3 separate regions of the Homo sapiens genome follow, and all the other regions are linked to region 3. The links are chromatin loops, found by intact Hi-C in ENCODE. Cell type or tissue: heart right ventricle. All regions are shown on one strand.

Region 1 (8,000 bases), 420 kb before region 3:
CATTTGTCTAAGGATGTATGTGTCAGCTTTAGCAAGTAGGTACAACTGCTGCAATTCCAACATCCTTAACCTGGCTCTGTCAGAAACTTGGAAACTATTGATTCTGTAAGTTATTTCTAGCCTGCCAGAGCACTTGTACTTATTCTCTCTCCCCCCAACCCCAACTTGGCTTTTAGAATAAGTTTTCATCAGTTCCCAAGAAATGAATCATTGTGAATACAAAATGACTAAGAGCATTTCTTTGGACCCTACACCCCACAACAGACACAGGCTGACCCCCTTGATGCGCTTCCAGGATTAACAAGGATCTGAGAACAAGCAGTATAGAAGTAGGGGCAATAAAGGAAATTGATGTTCTCTGAGATTGATTTGTCAAATATTATGTATATCTTTTGCCTGTTCCCAAATTCCTTCACTTAATTCTAAATTTGATTTTAACAGCCTACAAATTCCTGTTGGATTAAATCTTTATGACTCATCTGTACTTTCAAGTTCCTGTAATTGAAAATTCCATTTATATGTGATTTTCTTATTATTATAGTATCTTCTTTTGCACACCAGAGGACACCTGGGTGTGTATTTCAGGAAGGTATATAGACCTGTTTGGACTGGCCTAATAGTCAGATTGTCATCAATAAGAAGGAATGAGGCACACAAAATTTAAGCCTCACATTTAAGCCTTGCCCTGCCCTCCACCTACAACTCTCTCTCTGTCTCTCTTTCTCTCTCTCTCTCTCTGAAACCTGATGCTCAGATAGAAAGTTGGGTTCTAGGCCAGACGCGGTGGCTCACGCCTGTAATCCCAGCACTTTGGGAGGCCAAGATGTGCAGATCACGAGGTCAGGAGATCGAGACCATCCTGGCTAACATGGTGAAACCTCATCTCTACTAAAAATACAAAAAAATTAGCCAGGCGTGGTGGCGGGTGCCTGTAGTCCCAGCTACTTGGGAGGCTGAGGCAGGAGAATCGCTTGAACCTGGGAGGCAGAGCTTGCAGTGAGCCGAGATCGCGCCACTGCACTCCAGCCTGGCAGCAGAGTGCGACTCTGTCTCAAAAAAAAAAAAAAGTTGGGTTCGAAACTGTGTGACTTCGATAATCCTTAGTGCTAGTATTGACAGGAGAAGAACCTAAAGTAGTTAGAAACTAGAAGTGGTAAACTTGAACCAGCAACTGCAAGACTTTGTAAGTCACTGATTTTGATGAAAGAGACATTTGTCTCACTCATAATGGGCAGTTTGTCTTTTAATTCTGAGAAAGTTAACCTAAAAAGAGTGAAGCACAACCTTAATTTTTGTTTTAATGTGTTCCCGGAAATTCAGATTGAAGAATAAAAATGTATATAACTTGCTGAATGCCTACAATATAATTTAGATAACTTAGTTGGTTTTTCCAGTGAAAATTATTAGGCCACAGTAAAATGCTGGGTTAACCTGTCAACATTCAGTAGAAAATTCAGGAACTATAATAAATAGGGGGCCCAACAGCCTTTACTGAAAATTAATACAAATTTTAGTCAAGTGACTAGCAATAAGCTTTTAAGATCACCATTTGTTATAATCTATTATAAGTTTTGCTTTACCTCCAGCAAAAGTTCTCATATAAAATTGGAAACATTATTTAAACTGTTTAAATATATGATGATAACACATCAAATCTCTAGTATCTCACATCTACAAGATTACAACAGACTTTTGAATTTCCTTCCCCTACACCTCAGGCATAGAACAGACTCCCCTCAGTGCAAAGGTTCCCACGGCAGTGATTACTAACTAGGGATGGGACCTAGAAGGGTGTGGGTGACACATCGAAACTGGGTGGGGAAAGGAAGGGTATTGATGTAGCATCTCAGGTGATTCTGAGATGCCCCTCATGGGGAGATACTACCACTGTTTTAACCAGTGTGCCAGGTTCAATCCTTGCCCAAATGTAATCTCTCCTTCCTCAATACCATGACATTAATTTTTCTTAAATCATTCACTTTATCATCCTACTCCCTTTCTTACACACCTTCATCATCTATCAGTTAATGTTCATACTCTTCAGCTTGACTTTCAAGAAACACTGCACCTCTCCCTCCTACCGTCATCACAAAGCTTCATAAGATTAGAAGTTGGCTGTATCTCCTGTACTACCCCTTGCCATTACATTACCCTTTGAGAATGGTGCAGGAAAAATCAGTTTATTTCAACAATTTTTTTTTTTTTTTAATTTTAGGCTCTAACATGTATGGCTACGGGGGACCCAAGAGTAAACAAAAGCCAGGATCACTGTTCTAAGGAGCACAAAAGTCAACTGGAGAGAAGAGAGGAAACTGGCCATTGCAGCCTCACAGGCTGTGTGCTTTACTTGGGCACAGGGAATTGAGCCTTGAGTGATGGGAGGTCAAGGTGGCTTCTGGGAGGATCCAATCTGAGAGCTGAAATCCAAAAGGTGAGAAGGAATTTGGCAAAGAAAGGGAAGGCAGGACATTAAAGGCAGAAGGAAAAGACTGCATATAAAAGGTGAGAAGGAGTGACCAGCTCAGGATGGATGAGTCATCTGTGGACCAAATCTGTGCGGGAGATAGTTGACATATCTATTGCTGAAAATAATCTGGGGATCACTGAAGTCCAATCACGGTAATGTGGGATATACTTAGAAGTGCTAAAACCAGAGAAATTGTTGACTCAAACCAGTACATTGAACATGCCTGCTTGGTGGCAATGGACAGAAGGGAACATCCTAGAAGTGTGACAGGCTGTCAGAGTCTGTCTGTGCTTATTAAGCACTGTCCAAGGGACAGACACATGCATCAGTTGGGCATGAGTATTGTCATCACTAGAGGGAGATGCTCCATGGTGGGGCTGGGAGAGATCTCTATTCTATGTTCCCTAAATAACCTTCTCATGCCTGGAGACCTCCATATTGGAAAGAGGCTGTCATTATAGCAAACATCAGTATCTGGTCCCTTCCAAAGGCATATTTGCTTTAAAAAAGAGAGTGATTTTACTTTATAACCAGTTTCTTAAAAACAGTTTAGCATATGGACAGTGCCAAGTACCTGATTAATGTGTGTGTTCTGAGAAGATCAAAATTTGGGCTCTGTAAAGCCAAGGACTAGGCTCTGGGCCCTGGTGGCTCCATGGGGCTCTGCCACATGGAAGGCACTAACTAAGAGGTCAGCAGGCCTCCTCTTTAAATGCAATAAGAATGATTTGTGTGTCCTGCTACTACGGTTACTTGTGTGTTTTGCATCTCCTCTGTCTTCTCCTTGCCCCCATCTCCATCTAGAATGTAACATGGAGCAGTGTGACTCAAAGTGCCATGCTGTAAATGGTTTGTCACTGGTCCAAAACAAGATAAATCCAGAAACTGAGAGTAAGAGTTAGAACATTTTAGAGAAATTTGACAGAGTAATTAATTTCTGTTGAATCTGATAAAATATTGGAGTTTGCTTTTTATTATGCTGTATGTCTTTGTTTTTTCATTTCATTTTATAGTAATTCATTTCTACAAAAATATTGGTCCATGGTGAATTGGTCTTTCACCCCAGATAGTTTGAGAAGTACCAATATAGAGGGTAGGGATCCCTGTTTTACATTGATGGTGTATGACATTCAGTGCCTTTCCAAATGTTAACCTGGCTGCACAGTAGAATCACCTTGAGAGCTGAAAAAAATAAATCTTTATATCCCTCTATAGAGAGAAGCTTCAGCTCCACCCTCACCAATTAAATGAGAAGTGAGGTGGGATTAGGGTGTGTCAAGGGCATCTGCATTTACTAAAAACTTCCTTGGTGTTTCTAACTTCCAGCCAGGAATGAAATCCTTAATGTGGGTGGTATCCAATCAATGACCACAGGTTGAATGAATGACTAAAACATGTCAGCCAGCCAACAACAGGTGTTTATTACACAGCTGACGGTGCTGTACCAGGTGCTGAGTAACACATTATAAAGTCATGAAGCTTAATCAAGATTTTCCAATCTGATGATAAAGCTCCTATTACAAAACCAATACAAAACAAAGGGCACAGATTAATAAACCTACAATATTCACCCACAAATAAAGTAACATTTATGCACTATGGATGGATGAAGCCCAACTCTCTCTCTGTCTCTCAAAAGCAAACAGCATATTCAATAACATGTCACCTAATGGGAAAGAGATTTCCTTAGGCTGGTGTCTCCCCGTTGGTCAAAGAATCCACTAGATGTCACTCAAGGTCCCTCAAGGTTCCCTTTCACAGACTGCGTGGTCTTTAATTTTACATCAGATCATTTTCCTCACCAAACTTTGTCCCCACAGTCCAAGGCTCCTAATGGAAACCATGCAAAATGTAAGGCACAGAACATGCTGGTTGTTTGATCTCCTTCCATGGCTTTCCGTAGTACTCTAGGGCCACACCATTCATGCATCTATTCAAGAACAGTAACTGAGGGCTGATGTTCTACGACACATTAGTTTAAGCTGCGGTGGAATCATGATGAGTGAAAATAGCCTTGGTTCTGTCCTCACGGAGTTTACAGTTTAATCTATGAAAGCACTCTTCATTCTAATTTGTGTTGTTTATTTATTTATTAGTTCTCCCTTCAGACCAGAAGCTCTCAAACTTTTTTGGCCGCCACATCCAAGTAAGAAAGAGATTTTATATTGCAATTTATATTCACACAAATGCTCAAACACATAACCAAAGTTAAAGTTTCACAGTACAATGCTTATCTTCATGTTGTGTGATACACTCTGATATTTTCTAGTCTATTCCAGTTCCTTTTTTTTTTCAAAATGCTAGTCATGATCCACCAAATTGATTTCACAATCCACTAATAAGTCACAATCCTAAGAATAAAAAATACTTGACTAGAGGGCAATGGTAACCTCTTGTGCCTAGCAAATAGTAAATGAGCAATATATTTTTTTAAATGAATGAAAATTATGAGGACTAATTTGCATTAATGTTTACATTAAGAAGAAATAGATACAGATTAAGTGGTTTATAATATGTATAATCAGTGTCCTAAGAACACATTTCTATATACACATTACATTCTATATACGCAATTATAATGGATAATTTTTTTCAGATAATCTATACCAGCTATACTAGGTACACTATATATGCTGTCAATGTAATTTATTATTTCAGTCACAATCAAGGACTCACATATTTTAAATTCACATAATTAAAAATATGTTCATCTTGGAAAAAGAAGTCATAAGCAGCAATGAACTCTTTCAGATATTAAAACTCATTATAAATTCCAATAGTAAAAGAGCCTGGGATTAGAGACCACAGCAACAGAATAATGGCCTCCAAAGATCCCTAATCCATAGAACCTGTGAATGTTAGCTTGCATGGTAAAAGGGATTTTGCAGATGTGGTTAAGTTAAAGATTTTGAGATGTGGATATTATCCTGGATTATATGAGTAGACACAATGCAATCACAAAGATCCTTATAAAAGGGAGGCAAGAGGGAGAAAAAAAGGCAGAAAAGATGATGAGAGAGAGACTTGATGCCATGCTACTAGGTTTGAAGATGGTGGAAGGAGCCATGAGCCAAAGAATGCAGGTGGCTTCCAGGAGCTGGAAAAGGCATGGAAACAGATTCTCCCCTAGAGCCTGCCTCCTCAAGGAACACAGCTTGGCAACCTGTTTTGGACTTTTGATGTCCAGAACTGTAAGATAATAAATTTGTGCTCTTTTAAGCCACTAAAGTTATGGTAATTTTCTTGTTTTTTGGGAGTTTGTTTTTTTTTTTTTTTTTTGAGACGGAGTCTCACTCTGTCACCCAGGCGGAGTCCAGTGGTGTGATCTCAGCTCACAGCAACCTCTGCCTCCCAGGTTTAAGTGAATCTCCTGTCTCAGCATCCCGAGTAGCTGGGACTACAGGTGTGTGTCACCACGTCTGGCTAATTTTTTGTATTTTTTTAGTATAGATGGAACCCCACCTATACTATAACTGGCCACCATGTTGGCCAGGCTGGTCTCGAACTCCTGACCTCAAGTGATCCACCCGCCTCGGCCTCCTAAAGTGCTGGGATTACAGGCATGAGCCACCACGTGTGGCCAAATTTATGGTAATTTGTTACAGCAGCAACAAGAAATGAAAATAGAGATGGAGTAAATAAATAGTTCAATGGCATAAAGTAAAAAAAACAGTCTAGATCCAACAAAAACTTCGAGAATTTCATATCTGATGAAAGCAATTTGGTGTGTGTGTGTGTGTGCGTGTATGTGTGTGGGTGTGTGTTTATTCCATAAGGTGGTATTAGGACAACTGGATAGTTATTTAAAAAAAAAAAAAAAGCTACATCTCTATCCCCTTACACCAAAATTATTTCCCAGATAGCAGCAGAAGACCCATTAGCAATCCTGAGATCAGGATCATGGATTTTTAAGTATTTTAAAAACACAACTAAAAGTACTAGAAGAAAATGTGGGATTTTTTTAATGTGAAAAATACAAAACCCAGAATGATAAGGAAGAGGTGGATTATAGCAGTAATAACTCTCACACAGTGAGGCAATCAGTAGTCAATTTGGCAGCATTTATCAAAGTTAAACATGGCCATACACTTCAACCCAGCAATTGCATTTCCACGAATTTGTCTTAAAGAAATGCTTCATTATGTGTACAAAGCTTTATGATGAAAATGTTCTTTAGAGCATTATTTGTAACAGCAAAGTACTAGAAACAGCCTGATGCCCATTAATTAGAGAAAGTTAAATATATTATGGCTCAGCCCTTAGATGACATGTATCTACATGTTTTGTTAAGGAATGATTTCCACACACATTTGTAAGTGAAATATGGTATGATCCCTTGTGTGTGGGGAAAAGAGATGTAGGTTTAGCTTATATATTCAGAGAAAATTCTGGAAGTGTACACAAGAACTGTCAATAGTGCCTATCTTTTGGGAGTGGGACTGACAGTAGGAAGAAGTCTTAGATTTTTAAAATTTTACACTTTTTTGTAGAGTTCCTGATATCAGGATTGCTAATGGGTCTTCTGCTGCTATTCAGCAAGAAAGGAAAAAAAGGAAAGAATTGCTGAAAATGAAGAGGGAGAGCCATGCTCACATGGTGACAAATCTGGGCCAGCTGCCTCAGAGGTATATGGTATAGGATTTTGAATTTTTTTAAGTATATTTAACACAGCTCTGTGATTAAAGGAAGCCCAAGTCACAGAATCCTGAACTTATTGGAAACATGTGTGACACCTCTTTAAAGGTTTAAATTATTTAAATTTGCTTGCTTTTGCTTTTAAGTTATGCATGAAGATTCCAGGCAGGTAAAAAGATGAAATTCTCCCTTAACTGACTAGCTAAGGCAGACAGGTACCTAACCAAGGTCTCCTGTTGGGGACCAGGTTAGATAGGACTCACATTTCACTGAAAGCCTGTATACCTTTGTATGTCCCACCTCACCAGCGTAGGCAACAAAATCAAGTCAGTTTAAGTCATGTGCTTTTTTGAAGTTAAAATTCATACCACTCTGAGCTCTACCTAGCGAGTAGAGTCCAACCTTCTGTTGAGGTTCTTCTCCCTAGGTATCCCCAGTGATCCTACGGTTACTCATTTCTTCCAAAGAAGTCCTCTCCAGTTACTGATAGTGGGTGGCTGGTGAGTCAGCCACAGTGCCTAGTCAAAGTTTCTTCTTCACGGCTGCTGCCTGGGGTCACTGCCAAGGCCCATACAGGCAAGAACAAATGCTTGTTCCCTTCTGGCTGTAGCTACCCAGGGTTAAGAGAGGTCCTACCATTGACCACACAGTGCAAAACGGCCAGTCCTCGCCTGCCAACATCCTCCAAGTGTGGATACAACCTTTGCTCTTACTCTCCCAAAGCACAGTCAAGGGCAGACTGCAGACAAGGAAAAAAAAACAGTCAATAGCAGTGTCTGCCAATATCCAGTAATGTTTGAGGCCACTTTTGAATGAAAAAAAAAATTCTTGCTAACTTCCAACTGTTAAGTCATTTTAATTATGTCTCTTAATTATACATAAACTTTAGGTAATAATT
Region 2 (8,000 bases), 530 kb before region 3:
ATTCAGGTCTAGCTGCATGTCACTTAAGTTTGGGGGGACATTTGTTTCTTGGCAGTGAGATTGAGTTTCCATAAGCTAAGTGGTTTTGTGGGGCGTTTTTAACTTGTTTTTAAAAGTTAGACAAACAAACAACAGAATCTCAGTGTAGTGGTTATTAAACATCAAACATCTGAGGTTAAACAGCTGGCAGGGAGGGGCGCTACGTTGTTTGGGACAAGAATAGGGTTTTTGTTTTACGAGCCTCTGAGAGAACAGTAAAAGGCTCTATATTTTAGTATTTTGATATAATTGCTCTGTGCCTCCATTAGTTCTGCTGGAAAATTAATAAAAAACAGGATCTCCCTTAAAACCAGATACTACTTCCAAATGGAGCCTTCCTGAATCAAACACATTACCAAAACAATGTTAAATGTTGACATTTCCTGATACATCGAATGTCATCCTCTTTTTTGTCATCTCTTTAAAGTAGCTTTTAAAAGCCTATTTTTGTTTTCAAAAGCAGAAGCTTATTTGCTTTTTTAAACCAGTGTGCTCATTTAATAACTCCCCCTAATTCATCAGCATTAGCAACAAATACTCAAAGCTGTTTTAAGCTGTGATTTCGGTTGTACTTATTTTCATGGGAGTTTAGTAAACCCATATGGTTTGTAATGAAGCTCTTAAGCCAGAAAAGTGACATTTATGAATGACTATGATTTTTTAAACGCTGCCGACTTGAAGACACCTCTGCTCTCCTGCTTCTCTTTTCCAGACAAGCTGACATGGAGTCACAGAGTGTTAGTGCTAGTGGGAGCCACAGACAGCATTAGCTGATGCCTGTCCTATGCCTGGCTTAGAAACTGGTAAACAGAAAAGAATATTTTTTCCCTGTCTTCGGCAGAATCCCAACCCAGGATTATTTGCTGTAATGCATCCTCTGACCTATGCAGAAACGTTGATAGATTACCATCTATGCTCTCACCCCAAGTACAAATTCACCAAAGAGTCCCGCCACGGGTCCAGCATTCCTGTCACCCAAAAGCAGTTTCTCCATCACACGGTAATGTCATCACCAGGCTCACTGGCAGAGTGACCCTGGGCTGCAGGGAGGGGCAGGGGACAAGGACAGGGTCACAGCTGGAATTGCGACAAAGGTTTGCCGCCACAGCTGCAGAACAAGAATGGTAACACCGCCCCTCATACCGCCAGCCCTAAAGGGGTACAGGTGGAGACCCCGCACCGCCTTGTCCTGACCACACCTGCCTCTCGGGCTGCCTGCTACCCTTTGTCAACATTCCTCTGGAAGGCTGCACCTAATGTTCACGTGTTTGTATTTCAATCATGTAAAAACAGCCACACGGTATGCACAACCGTTGGTCTGACCTCCTCTCTCTTTGGCCCCAAGTGTAGAAACCAGAATGGACAAAGTAGTGGAGTGACACATGCAAAGAAGTGGCTCCAAGGAATTACTTCCCCCCCAGGGAACCACCCTGACCTGAATATCCCCTGACACCCCTTGAGGATTATCCTCAGGCCCTTCAAGCTCAATTAACCCTTAACTCAGATTATGAGCTCTCTCCCCACTTCTACCAGCCACACCCTCAACTGCCTCCTCTTCCTGTGTCACCTACTTGCCTTTCTGTTTTATGGACTTTGTGTAGTTACCCATGAGATCCTTTCCCTCCTTCTCCCCCATTCCCCTCATCTAACCACCCCGGGGGGGTGGGGGGGCGGGCACCGGTGTGCCACTGACACACTGATGTGCAGACCTCCCTCTAGTCTAGCCCTTGGCCCACTGCTGCTGCAGTCAGCCTTCCCTTCAGAGAAATCTTCCTTATGCACGAGTTGATCCTGTCATTTCCTGCTCGAAAGCCCTCCGTGGGTCCCCGCTGCCTGCTGTAGCAGCTCCAAGCTCATTAGCTTGGCCCACAATGCCCTCGTGACCTGCCTGGCTCTCCAGCCACATTCCCTTCTGCCTCTATCATGCACCCTGCACTCAGCCCAGCCGGGGGTCTCCTTGCAGCGCTCGCCTCCCACGTGGCGCGCGTGTGCAGCTCTCCTGCCTGGAGTGCTGCTGGATGAACTGCCATCCTCTCCAAGTGTTGCATTAGCATCACATTCACAATAAACAAAATAGATTCTAAGGCCGCAGCTGCCCTCCATCCCGAGGACATGTTGCTTGTGCAAGTGCCTAATGAAGCAAGGGAAGCAAACCTCGCCTTTGTCTCTAATTCTGTGTTGCACTGTTTAATGTGCTTTGCTGAAGCAATTGCCTTTTTGCTTCAGAAAAATTCAAACTGAATGAAATTACAGATTTTGGTGCTTAGCCTTTTAAGTCTGAAAAATAGTTGAATAAAACAAAAGTCCTTCAGAAACTTTACCTCACCAAACAGTTGCTTCCCATGTGCTGACTTTCCTTACAGGACATTATTCCCGGAATAATGCACTGGAAAAGCTTCCAGTCCCTGGTTCTCTCCTCCCTGCCGGACCCCTCCAAGATGGAGACCACAAAGAGGTAAGCACAGCTCATCTGTTTGCTCACGAGTATGTGTGCCCCATGTATTACAGAGGCAATGATCCCCAAAAGTTAAATGCCAATAATATGTCAAACCATACTTTTAAAGCATGAGAGAAGTTTGCTAGTCAAAGAAATTTGATGATGTGTAACTGATTTTCATATTTGGAATTTATCTTGAGATACACTTCTTTGAAAAGTAATGTCCTAGGTGACGAATTGGCAATGCTTGAGTACAAGTAGACAACCATTCCATATAATTCAACTGAAATATTCATGGTCAATCTTTTTAAAATTCATAAATTGCGGCCTGGGTGACAGAGAGAGACTCCATCTCAAAACAAAAAAAAAAAAGGAAAAAAAATCATAAATTGCCAAGATTAGCCTTCCGCAGTCTCTGTATCCAGTTCCAAAGGATCCATGGCCCTCTTGTGCCACAGGCTGGCATTCACTGTGAGACCATGGCAATCCCCACACAGAAAACAGCCCTGCTCCAGATACACAATGGGTAGATCAGAATATTGTTGGATGATGAAAGAAGAAACTTAGAGTGACTACATTTTTGCTAATTTGCTTATTTAATAGCTCTTCAAAACCATAAGATATCAAAGAAGTAGCCTGGTGCCTTTTCATTAGACTCTGCCTGGCCAATCGCTGACTCCTGAGCCCTTGAATTCGCTTCTTCAGTTCACTATCCTTATAAATACAGCTAAGTGAGTGATTGGTGAACAGATGTGACTGGTGTCCCAAAATGATTATCATCAGCTGTCAAACAAAGTTCCAATCCTCTGATCCAGAATGAGGCCCACCCCAAGGTGGCAGAGCCCTGGCATGGCTCCAAGAGTGGCCAAGAAACCTGAGCTCTGCCACCAACCAAGATCAGTAGGTGATCTTTACACACACCCCAGCTCCCACTCGGGTAACCTGGATCCTCTGACTCAGAAACTCACCAGGGAGGCTACATGACCTCCAGGAGTCATGTGACCTCAGCCATGCCCCTTGGCCAACTCTCTGGGCCCAGTCCTCTTGTCAGTAAGACAAGGGGATTGGACTTGTTGCAAAGGCCATTCTCAGCGTTGATGTTTTAATTTTAGTAAGAGTACAAGAGCTCACCCAACTTGTAGTGTACAAGTGCAGCCGTCCCATCCACCCACATCCACCCACACCTCCCCAGGTATTTGAGGAGATAGTTGGAATCTGGGTTGTGACCCCAGAACACTGAATTTGACTTCCTCCTTCATCATCTTCATTGAAGGGCTTCATTGGTAAGCTCTTCCTGAACTAAGCCAAATGCAGCTGTACGTCATCTACGTCAAGGCTTTCCCATGTGCCGTCCCCTTGGGGTCACTTCCTTAGGGCTTCTCTACTCCTCTCCTTTGCCTGAAGATTAGCATGCGGTAAACAAAAAGCACCCAGCATAGGATTTGGGACATGGCAAGAGCTCAAAAATATGCTTCTTTCCAATTATTATACTTCATCCTTTCCTCAACCACCCTATTGCCATCTGAAAACCAGCATCCTTGTTCTACATTTTTAGCATATTTCTAGAATGTCAAATCTCCAGAACTGGCGGGAACAATGGCATGGAAGAGAGAAGGAAAGCTTTGGCATGGGAGAGACCTGCCTCCATTGTACACTGGATGTATCACCAGTTCAGTCCTTGGGCGAGCTACGTACTAATGAAGCCCTTCGAGCAATAATCTCCTCCTCTCTGAGGGAGAGGCAGTGATGGCATCCTCACATTTGTGTGTGTGTGAGGATAAAAGTGCAATGATCTTGTGAAGCATCTAGCATCATGCCTGGTGCATGCTTAGTAACTCTTCTCTCACTTCTACCCTCCTTCCCCGCCCACTAAGCGGCGCAGTCACTCCATCGCCACCAGATGGCGATAGTCCGTCACCACATTGACAGACTGCCTCATTTTGCTGCGGGGTGAGGATGCTTCAGAACTGACCTATGCAGTCAGTAAACCGGGTCTGGGGTGCTGTCAGCACACTGAATAAGAAAAATGAGGAATGGTGAGAAGTGGCGACCCGCTGACCATGTCCACCCGTTGTCAGCGTGTACCGTTCTTGAGAATCAAGAAAAAGCATCCTATTTTCTTTCCAAAGCAATGTCCTTGGAAAAAAATCTCCCGAGGCTGTTCTTTCAACAAGCAGTGAGAATGCAGTTACCTTGGGCTTGAATAACCATGAATTAAACATGAACTCTCCATGAATTAAAGAAAACTCTCGAACCATGAGTTGTTACTTTCAGCTTATGTGCCTGAGTGCTCTTGTTGGGCCAGTTTGTTTCTAAATAAACTGCAGTTGCATAACAGCTCATAAAATCAAGGGAGGATTCTGTATCTATCTTCTTAGCATGGATTTCCACGGGATGTAAGACTCTAGGTCATGTTTTTATTTCTGAAAACAGGTACAAAATAAGAAGTGTAATTCCTTTTTTAAGTTCTGTCTTAGTTCGTTTGGGCAGCTATAATAAAATACCATAGATGTAATTTATGAACAACTGAAATTTATTTCTCAGTTCTGGAGACTGGGAAGTCCGAGATCAAGGTGCCAGTAGACTTGGTGTCTGGTGAGGGCCAGCTTCCTGGTTCCTACATGGTTGTCTTCTCACTGTGTCCAAACATGGCAGAAAGGGGAAGGGAGCTCTCAGGCCTTTTTTTTTTTTTTTTTTTTTTTTTTAGATGAGATATCACTATCTTCCACGCTGGAGTGCAGTGGCATAATCATAGCTCACTGCAGCTTCAAACTCCTGGGCTCAACTGATTATCCTTCCTCAACCTCCCAAGTAGCTGGGATTATAGGTGTGCATCATCATGCTCAGCCAATTTTATTTATTTATTGTAGAGATATGGTTTTGCTACATTGCCCAGGCTGGTGTTGAACTCCTGGCCTCAAGCAATCCTCCCACCTCAGCCTCCCAAAGTGCTGGGATTACAGAAGTGGAGCCACTGCACCCAGCTTCTCAGGCCTCTTTGATAGGCACTAATCCTATTCATGAGGGCTCCACCCCTATGACCTAACCCACCTCCCAAAGGCTCCATCTCCAAATACCATCACATTGGGGGTTAAGTTCTTGTTATTTTTAATGTAAATAGGGATAGGGTCTTGCTATGTTGCCCGGGCTGATCTCAAACTCCTGGCCTCAAGTGATCCTCCCACCTCGGCCTCCCAAAGTGTTGGGATTACAGGTGTGAGCCACTGCACCTGGCCTGGGAGTTATGTTTCAACGTGAATTTGGGGAGAACACAAAATTCAGTCCATAGCAACTTCCTATAAATCCATTAATGATATTCCAACTTTGCAGCCATTTTGCTTGAATAAATTAGCTCCTATTACTTACGAGGTTTGCCTTGTATCTTTTGCCCCTGACAACTGTTTGTTGTTAAACCATGCAATATAGTTAGTGTTTATTTATTCCAAGTCATTTTTGTATTCGTAATAATCGAAGCAGCTCATTTATTTCTTTACTCTTCAGTAAATTCAGAGATAACTTGTTAAATCTCTTTGGACTTCCATAAAATCAGAGAGTCAGTGACAACTGAAGAAATTATCTAACCCAATAGTTCCCAGACTTTCTGATTTCATAGATGAGTGAAATGTCCAGAAGAACTTTGGGAACTGTCTTGGCATTGTCAGGGTTTTACTTTGTCAAGTAAGGACATTAAATATATATATGATTTTTTAGATGGAGTCTCACTCTGTCACCCAGGCTGGAGTGCAGTGGCACGATCTCAGCTCACTGCAACCTCCGCCTCCCAGGTTCAAGCGATTCTCTGCCTCAGCCTCCTGAGTAGCTAGGACTACAGGCGTGGGCCACCACACCTGGCTAACTTTTTGTATTTTTAGTAGAGACAGGGTTTCACTATGTTGGCCAGGTTGGTCTCGAACTCCTGACCTCAAGCAATCCGCCCACCTCAGCCTCCCAAAGTGCTGGGATTACAGGCGTGAGCCACCGTGACTGGCCAGGACATTAAAATTAAACAAAGCAACAGCCAGAAACATTGGTTTATGCCTATAATCCCAGCACTTTGGGAGGCCAAGGCAGGAGGATCACTTGAGGTCAGGAGTTCAAGACCAGCCTGGACAACATGGTGAAACCTCGTCTCTACTAAAAATACAAAAATTAGTTAGGTATGGTGGCGGGCACCTGTAATCCCAGGTATTCAGGAGGCTGAAGCAGGAGAATCGCTTCAACCCGGGAGGCAGAGCTTGCAGTGAACCAATATTATGCCACTGCACTCCCGCCTGGGCAGTGAAACAAGACTCCATCTCAAAAGAAAATAAACAAAAATTTAAAAAATAAATAAAAGCAAAACAAATTTTAAAAATGCCCAACCACCATCTACTGTCATCACTATTTCAATTTTAAATGAATATATTTAACACACACAAAAAAAGTGAGAGGAACTGGTCTCAGAATTTAAAAACTGGGTAAGTTTTGCTTCATGAAAAGCTCTTGGTTGCTGCCATTCCATTGTGCTAGACCAGCCTGGTCCCTGGCGAGCGGCCCAGACCCTGAACTTCTCAGTCACTCTTCTTAGTGGGAATTCCCTCTGACTATACATGTTCTAAAGTAAAGTTTTGGTAGAATTTTCTAATATAACCTGGATTCTTTATCATGAAGTCAGTTACTAACAAGGATAAGCTCTATGTCTCCGGGCCCAGGTTTGTTTTGGTGGGAAATGGGATTAAAGACCAAAATCTGGGTGCTATGTATACACATTGCTTCTGGGGTGGGGCAGGGTTTGCTTCTTGGCCTATTCAGCAGACAAAGTCAGGGATACACACAAACACACACACACAATGTACACACAAAGATATATGCAACATACATATATATGTAATGTATGTGCATATAAACACACATATACATATCCATATTTTAGAAAGCATGAATTCACACCAATGCCTACAGTTCCAGTCCATATCCATAGAGTTATTGCTTGCTTTCCACCATTCCATATTTGTATCTCCCTTCTTCCACTGTGAGAAACCTGGCTTCTAATACATTTACTTACTCAATCTTATAATACATCAAAAATCATTTCAGAATTGCTTGATCCATAACCACCTTAATAAACATGCAAAATAAGTTCAGATTGGTTTCCAGGTCCCCCCCCCCACCCCCTCCCACCCAAGTCTTTGGGTATGTAGTCAAATAACTTGTAGTAAGTTACTTGGGTAATTTCTTTTTCTTTTCTCTTTCTTTTCTCATTCCTTTAGCTCTCTCTCTCTCTCTGTCTCTGTCTGTCTCTCTCTCTCTCTCTGTCTTTCTTTCCTTCCAGTGTGTTTATGGAATTTCTGTGAAGTATTATGATTTGTTTCAGTTTGCTTTCAGCCTTTGTTTTTTATTTCACTTTCTTATTGATTTAATTTTATTTTTTCAATATTTTGAACATTAACGTTTTCCAAACTCAAAACTACATTAAAGGCATATTCAGGGAAGTGTCCCTCCCACCTCCCTCCAGCCCCTGGCAGGTAGCCAGCTTGGTCTTCTA
Region 3 (8,000 bases):
AACTCAAAGTCCACACACTGAAGGGTGAAATTTCCAACGTTCCTTCTTTTCTCAGTTTCCTGAATGCTGTTAGCTAAGTATAAATGTCTGAGTTGAAAAAGAGGCTTATTCTCTGGAGAAGCCAACCAACCAAAGAGAAAAAGGCCTGCACATACATTTTTGGATCCTCTGATGAAATTGCCAGGAATCTGCCAAATAATCACCAGGGAGCCCATTCGTTGATGAGTTTTGCCCATATATACACAGGTCCCAGACACATTCCAGAGCTTTTCTTTGAAATACAAAGAGAGCTAACGATTGTCAGATATGTGAGGAAAGACCAGAACAGGTAAACTGAAAAACAAGGAAATAAAGGCAATGTGAATTTTGACAAATAGAAGTAGGAAAAAAAGGCAATGTAAATAACAAAAGAAAAGGTCACAAAATCATAGTATCTGAATTTAGAGCGAAGATACTGTATCCATGCAACAATAACAGGAAACTTAAAAAAAAAAAAAGGAAAACAAGCATTTTTAGAAATTATTAACTATATTAAAAATGAAATCCAAAGAGTGTGTAAAAGATAAAATTGAGACAATCTCCCAAAATGTGTAGAATAGAAAGATGAAAACTGGGAGAGAAAAGAAAATTGGAGGATTGGCCTAGGACGTCCTATATATGAATCATAGGAGATCTAGAAAGATTACAGTCAATGGAAGGAGGAAATTGTCAAAGAAAGGAATCAAGCGTTCTCAGAACAGAGGACTTGAGTTTCTAGATTAAAGAGGTCTGTTGAGTACCCAGCACAGAGAATGAAAATAGACTACACCAAGGAGCATCATGAATCTTTAGGAGGTCAAAGTTAAGAGAGGATGTAAGTCTCCAGCAAAGGGGAAAAACGGAGTACGTACAAAGGATTGGTAATCAGAATGGCAGCAGACTTTACTGACAGCTGGAGATATTGGAGCAGTGTGCTTTCTGAATTCTGGAGGGCAATTTCTCACCCAGAGTTTTCCCAAACTATCAGTGAATTCCCAAACTATCAGTGAAGTGTGAGATTAGAATACATTTTTAGACATACAGTTTCCCTAAAATATATACTTTCCATGTAGCCTTCCTCAGGAAGCTACTGGAAGATGTGTTCCATCTAAAGTGGAAGATATGTTCCTCTTTTTTATCCAAAAAAGAAGTCATGGGACCCAGGAGGCAGTAGAGAGGTGCAGGGATTTACCCAGAGAAAGGTGAAGGGAGGTTCCAAGATGGTAGCTGCCCAGTGGGTCTAGAAAGGATCCTGTCCAGATTCAAAAAGGAGGATATAGAGTTGCAGAAAGGATTTTGCCAAGAAAAACACAAACAGGCTCCCCACCCTCCAGTTTTTAAAAAATTATATTACATGTCTGAATGTACTGAGAAGAGATCCATGGTTTACCTGAGAGGTTAGGGATAGATGAGAGATTTGTATAGAAAACTGAGAAGTACTCGGGAGGCTGAGGCAAGGAGATCGCTTAAGACCGGGAGTTCAAGACCAGCTTGGGCAACATACTGAGACTTCGTTTCTAAAAAACAACAACAACAAACCCACTAAGCCATCACGACAACAAAAAAATGAGGCAGTTATTCAGTCCAGGGAAAATAAAAGTTACATAAAACATGAAATATACTGATAGTTGTGAAAATATTTACATAATTACAACAAACACTGAATTTTAACATCATCAAAATTGGTCATATAGCTGTGCTGAAAAGATAAGAAGGCAGGATTGTGGGGCTGGGGAGAGGGTGGAAGAAAGGTAAGCCTTCACAGTCCATAGGAGGAAGTCATTGTATAAACACCTCACCCAGAACAGTCAGAACTTTGGGGGGTCGTGAGGCAGAATCTCTGGAGACAGGTTTGTTTAAACATTGGCTGCTGGGCTCCACCCTCATAGTCTGATTCGGTATATCTGGGGTGGGGTCTAAGAATTTGCATTTCTCCCAAATTCTAGAGACCCCACTTTGAGAACCAGGGACACAGAAAAGTGAAGGAAAATACCAGGAAAAGAATCAGTTGAAAGTGTTTGTCCCTCAAAGTAGGAATAGAGAGTGGTACAGGTGACTCTGTTTCATTTATAAATCTTGTTACCACTTTCAACATTTTAAGTTATGTCCTTTGTATTATGTACTTTGATATCGTTTTACATCTTTAAACTTTTTTTAGAGACAGTGTCTCTCTCCATTACCTGGGCTGGAGTGCAGTGTCATGATCATAGCTGACTGCAACCTCCAATTCCTGGGCTAAAACAACCCTCCTGCCTCAGCTTCCTGAGTAGCTGGGCTACAGGCATATACCACCCTCACCTGGCTATTTTTGTTGTTGTTGTTGTAAATACGTCATCTCACTTTGTTGCCCAGACTGGTCCCGAACTCCTGGTCTCAGTGGATTCTCCCACCTCACTAAGTGCTGGGATTGCAGGCGTGCGCCACCTTACCCAGCGTGTTTTCAGTTTTCATGAAACCAAATCAGATGTCGTTACTTCCTTGCATCTAAACTCACGCAGTTCACTGACAGCAGAAATTCACGAGCCCTCATGCAGAGCCCATGAGGGCTTCTTTTTCACACGGCTCTAACAAAATAGATTAACTGGTAGGAACACAGACACGGCCATGTAGGAATATGTAAAGAAACACAGGGCTGGGTGCAGAGGCTCATGCCTGTAATCGCAGCACTTTGGGAGGCTGAGGAGGGCAGATGGCTTGAGCCCAGAAGTTTGAGACCAGCCTGGGCAACATAGTGAAACCCCATCTCTACAGAAAAATACAAAAATTAGCCAGGCATGTTGGCACAGGCCTATAGTCCCAGCTACTTCTACTTTTGGGAGGCTGAGGTGGAAGGATCATTTGAGCCTGGGATGTTGAAGCTGCATTGAGCCATGATTATGCCACTGCACTCCAGCCTGGGCGACAGAGCAAGACCCCGTCTCACAGAAAAAAAAAAAGGAGCAGCAGCAGCAGAGAACAGCCTGAGTGTGTTGCCCTTGAGCTCAGCACAGCACTGTTCTTGATACTCATACTAACCCTGACTCATTAAGAAATGGTTAAGTGTGTGTTTAACATATTTGCTAAGAAGGGGAAATTGTGCTGTCTTTATATTTTATTTCAAAATGAAATAAGCAGTGTTTATCCAGAAATTTCCCTTCTATGGAATATCTCATTGCCAGGTTAGGTGTTACTACATATTGACTTAGGTCTGTAATCTGCTGTACCCTCAAAATGCTCTGTGTGGCACTAATGGAGACATGAATGTCCTCCTCCAAACCCCAGGGGTTCCCTGAGTAACCCATTCTCTCTTCCTTTCAGCTCTGGTCCCATTTTGGCAGAAGAAGCTGTCCTGAAGCAGAAGTGTTTACTGACCACTGAGCTCTGAGGGCCTGTAGCTGGAATACGCATCTCTCCAGCATTCCGTCCTGGGATCCGTTTCAGCTAGAATATGTTGGATTCAGGAGCTTGTCCATTATTTGTAGGTAAAAAAAGCTGCACGTAGATTTGACTTCAACTCCGTAAAAAAGACAGCTGTATTTTCCGTCCAACTGGAATTGTTGAATCACACTGCATAGCTGCCCAAAAGAGAGTGTTTGGTCTTGAACTTTCTATACTTTTATAAATGTTACAAATTCCCGAAAGAAGGGAATTTCTTTTTCTGGGGTTTCCTTCAAACTCTTGGCTCCACCTAGCGGTTCTATTTGTTCATAACAACTTCATAACAAGCCTGCCTCTGGTAGTCAACAGCCTTTTGAAAGCTATTTCCATCTAGTATCAGGGTGAGAGCATCCTTGATCTGGCTGCCTGTTAGAGAAATTGCACTTTTCCTGACTTACCTAGAAATCAAGAATTTAGGAAATTAATGTGGACACTATAAAGGCAGACTTAGGGCCAACTTTTTTTTTTTTTTACAATTATTACAACACTAAAGAGAAGTTTAGAATATAGAGAGTTTTTAAATGTCTCCCATTCTTTTGATTTCTTACTGTACTGGCTATCTTAATATTTCAAGTTTACATCAAGATAAACCCTGAGAAGAACTACGGAGAAATCAAATAAAATCCTGTCATATTTTTTTCACCCTGCCTTTCCACAGGAAGCACTCACAGGCACCACACACGTATCATGTAACTTATCAGTGGGGTGGGTTACTGTTGAAGAGACCCTGGGGCATTTACCTCAGGCATCTGCACTCCTCCGAGCCCGGTGGAGAATGCAGGCTGCTGTAGTCTCAGGTAATGAAGGCACAGCACAGCAGTACTCCACATTGTTTCCTATTTGGACATAGACTTCATTTCCTTTCAGTATAAGCTGAATAAATTTAGAGCTTTCAAACTGGAAAAAAAAATGAAACAAAACAAATACACCAAGACCAAAATAGGCAATAGGAACAGGGGTGAAGGGATGTTGTTTCTTAAATACCTACCATGTATGAAGCTATACACAGCATATACCGAAAGAACCTGCATTGCACTAGGAATTCTGTGTTAGTTTAAAAGAGATCTCTAAAACTTCCCCATCCCTTTGGGCCTGTACAAAGAAATTCTGGATGTTAAAATAATATATACTCATCACAGAAAAATAAAGTATAGCAATGTCCATCTGTAATTCTAATACCCAGAAATAACGCTATTTAGCTTTATAATTTTCGAATGAACAAGGTAAACCTCGGTTGCCATGGGGAAGAAGGATGATGTGGAAACCATATTGGTAAAGTTGTTAATCCCTCGTTATGGAGAACTGATCTTAAGCTATACCTCCTGGAATTTGCTTTCTAGTTTTCTGTCCTGCAATATGTATATAATTAAGCACTAATTTGTACTGCTTAGCATAAAAGAACATCCAGTCTTAGATCCTTAAAACTTCATGGATTGGACTTTCCTGGGCTCCTTATAACATAATCGTGTGTCCAGGCAAACGCACACTAGTGTCTGACTGGAAAGCTCAGGAATTTTAATCTTGCACTGTTTCCCAGGGAGCTGTAGTGATTGGAACCCACGTTTGCACAAAACATTTTTGCAGAAGGAAAGTCAACACTTCTTGCTGGCTGCCTCCCCTTAGCCATTATGCTAAAAACAGCTTCTGAGTTTCACTGGTGGGGCTCTTGCCAGTTCTTAATTATAGGACATATTTTCTCAAAGCTGAAGGTGACACCTAGAACCAGGGGCTTGACCCAGGACATGATGGAATGAGCATCAAATTTTCAGTGTCTTGGCAACCGTAGATGTCCTACAGGGTTACCGTTGTGCTGCTCACCACAGAGCAGCTGAGGCATTATGCCTTGGAAGACCTAAATCTCCCATCCAGTTCAGGAGGTGACAACATCCTTATTTTAAACTTCCTAAAATTAGGAATTAGGTAGTTGGACATAGTCTGTGACCTTTATGTCGTTGGATACCTGTATTCTTGACAGTTAGAATATTGGTAGGGACTTTGTTAAAATTCACTTGAATTTCAAGCTCAGAGGAAACTTTGTCTCATGCCCTGACATGAAGTGGCAAACACGGAAGTTCATACTTGAATGCTGAATTGGCCCCGACAGATTAAATGCGTGTTGGGGATTGGTTTCCTGTCATAGCTGCTGCTGCTGCCATGCGCAGAGCTGCTGTAACAGCTCTTCCTGTTCTGCTCCCCTGAGAACAGTGTGGTGGGGAGAGGCAGGGCTGAGGTGGTCTACGAATGTGGCAGGTAGGGAAGGGGAGATGTCTGTCTCTTGAGAAGAGAGAGGCATGTGTGCCGGCATCCTTGATGGGTTCAAAGAGAAAGGTTGGAGATGATAGTGGGTGAGAAGCAGGCTGGTGAGACTGGGCTGAGGTTGGAGAAGGGGCAGCCGGGGGCACTGCTGAGGGTTTGCCGTGCACGCCTCGGACGGAGCACGGTGGGGTGGCGGGGAGCAGATAGTGCTGCCTCCCTGCGGGCAGACAGGAGAGGAACCTCAACTCAGTCCATTTCATAGCCCTGATAGGGGAAGTGGGAGTTGACAGGATGGTTTAAAATAAGACGTGAAGGTTTCAGTTACCTGCTCTAGACTTTGCCTGAGAACTTGTAAATTAATCAGTGAGACCTAATTTGTGACATGTCAGTAGCATCATCTTTTGACACACAGGAGGTCATGGTCATTTCATTCCTACTCTTCAGGAGACACTGCTGAACAGAGGAATGATTCTGTTCCTTGTGTGCTTACTTCCTTAACATTTATACATTGTTTTAAGAAAAAACTTTTAAAAATATTTCTTATAGTCTCCTAACATTTGTCTCTAGCCTTTGCCTTTGTACAATCACAGATATCCTATGGAGATTTAAGGATGAAAGCCCTGAGTTGTTCTTGGGTTCTTGGATCTGGACTACTTGTTATCTTATGCTTCTCACTTCTGGCTAAAACTTGCACCTCTTCTTCTCTTAGCTAAGCCCCAAAATGAAGATTTCCTTCAGAAGTCTTGTTAGCAGAATTATTTATCAGTCACAGAGAGAAAAATCTGCTATTTTTCTAAGTAAGAGTCTCGAGAAGCAGAGTTTTTGTCTTGTCATTGAGAGGAGTCAGCAGTCTTGTTCTGTAAAGGACCAGAGATGGTAAATACTGTCCCACTCAGCTCTGCTGGCGCAGTACAGCAGCAGCAGCCCCAGCACAGCTGTGTTCCTGCGGAGTCCCCTTTACAAAGCCGCTGACCCCTGATGTGAAACTTTGTAGAGCAGCAGAGTGGCTGCGTGAAACGGGAGGCTGGCAGGTCCTCAGATAGGTTCTGCAGTGTTACCTGTCACTTGGAGGCAGCCAACACTTCTGGACATTGCATCCTTATTCACACATGTGGCAGCTGAACGAGGTGCTGTTGTGGGTGTCTCAGCTCTGAGGGTCTTTGTGAGCTCCCACTGTTGTGGGTGTCTCAGCTCTGAGGGTCTTTGTGAGCTCCCACTGTTGTGGGTGTCTCAGCTCTGAGGGTCTTTGTGAGTTCCCACCAACTTTTAATTATTCATGCCCTTGACCATGTGGTTGCTTGGAGACCTGGGGTCTTCTGCAGACTGAAGAAGACACATTTCTAGATTATTTGTCCTTTTTATCCTCTCAAAAATTTAAACACTGTACCTCTTCAGTGGTCAGAAGAAAGTTGGAAACTTTTCCTACATATTAGGCGTTAGTATGAGGACATTTGTTTGAATTATAGAAATTTGCCCTGAGCTGAACTGGGTTGTGTTAACACATTGGTAGAGCTATGATTCCTTCCCAGTTCTAAGAGATACGATCTGTAAGTCCCTATGTCACCACATTGCTTGAGATGATCATTCAGTTACTTGTCAGGATTTCTCCTCTTCAGAGAGATTTTTTTTTATAGCACAGATTCCTTTGCCCCTTTTATCTCCTTATCTGGATATGATAAGTGGTTATGAGGGTCTCACTAACTATTTTGTGTTTACCTTTTATATGTGTAAAACTTTGCAGTAGCATTTAAAGTGTAATTTATTTTTCTATCAAGTGCACTATTCATTTAGTGTGTTCCAGTTTTATATGACTTGTATTAGAAACACTGCACTGAGTTGTTTGTACACTGAAATGAGAACTCTAGATGTAACTCTATTCAAATAAACCTTCGTGAGACATTCATGTTTTTGTGCACTGTTTCTGTTTCTTGGAACTGTGATTCCTACATGCTGACCTCAACAGAGTTAGACCAGATCCACTGTTGGTACAAACCTGAGGAAGTGAGCAGAAGCAGCCGCACTGTTTTTAGGTTGATTTCCATGTTTTTGTGGTGTAAATTTGGGAGTAGGGGCATTTTCAAAGGTTGAAAACCTCATTGGTCATCCCCAGCATATCCTGGAAGGCACGGTGGTCATTCCAAGGACAGCATGGTGCAGTATCACCACAGCTTTGGACATCGGATCTGGGCTCTACTGCTTAATACCTCAGGTTTTTTGTCTGAAATGGCACATGAAGTGTGTGTCACAGCGTGTGGTAGAGTATGCAGGTGTTGACTTCTCCTTCTCTTGGCGCCCACCAGTCCCCAGCC

The links. A loop is a pair of places that touch in the nucleus more often than their neighbours do. Peaks named below come from ENCODE experiments on the same cell type or tissue, not always from the same donor. Only the 100,000 strongest peaks of a DNase experiment are listed, where the experiment ranks them.
Region 1: it touches region 3 in a loop (11-fold over the local background); 65 of 110 quality-filtered maps call a loop at or near these places.
Region 2: a loop joins it to region 3, with 8 times the contacts of the local background. A loop is called at or near these places in 39 of 110 quality-filtered maps.

What each region holds. Positions count from the first base shown.
Region 1 is chr2:119,749,348-119,757,347 of GRCh38, forward strand. The region is part of intron 1 of LOC101927764 (a long non-coding RNA gene); the gene reads right to left. Among named protein-coding and RNA genes, the nearest start is that of PTPN4, 6.6 kb to the right of the region's middle. In heart right ventricle, a CTCF peak has its summit at 4,194 (motif pointing right); a DNase peak (open chromatin) is centred at 7,694; H3K27ac peaks cover 804 bases.
Region 2 is chr2:119,637,379-119,645,378 of GRCh38, forward strand. CFAP221 (cilia and flagella associated protein 221) reads left to right here. Exons shown (of 24, transcript NM_001271049.2): 20 at 881-1,039; 21 at 2,403-2,494. Among named protein-coding and RNA genes, the nearest start is that of TMEM177, 38 kb to the right of the region's middle. In heart right ventricle, a CTCF peak has its summit at 4,370 (motif pointing right); a DNase peak (open chromatin) is centred at 4,373.
Region 3 is chr2:120,171,526-120,179,525 of GRCh38, forward strand. EPB41L5 (erythrocyte membrane protein band 4.1 like 5) reads left to right here. Exons shown (of 25, transcript NM_020909.4): 25 at 3,316-7,594. The coding sequence ends at 3,382. It overlaps LOC105373582 (a long non-coding RNA gene), which reads right to left and starts at 3,359. Exons shown (of 2, transcript XR_007087216.1): 1 at 1-3,359. RefSeq lists an enhancer at 5,609-5,708. In heart right ventricle, CTCF peaks have their summits at 3,669 (motif pointing left), 3,870 and 5,914; a DNase peak (open chromatin) is centred at 5,712; H3K4me3 peaks cover 728 bases.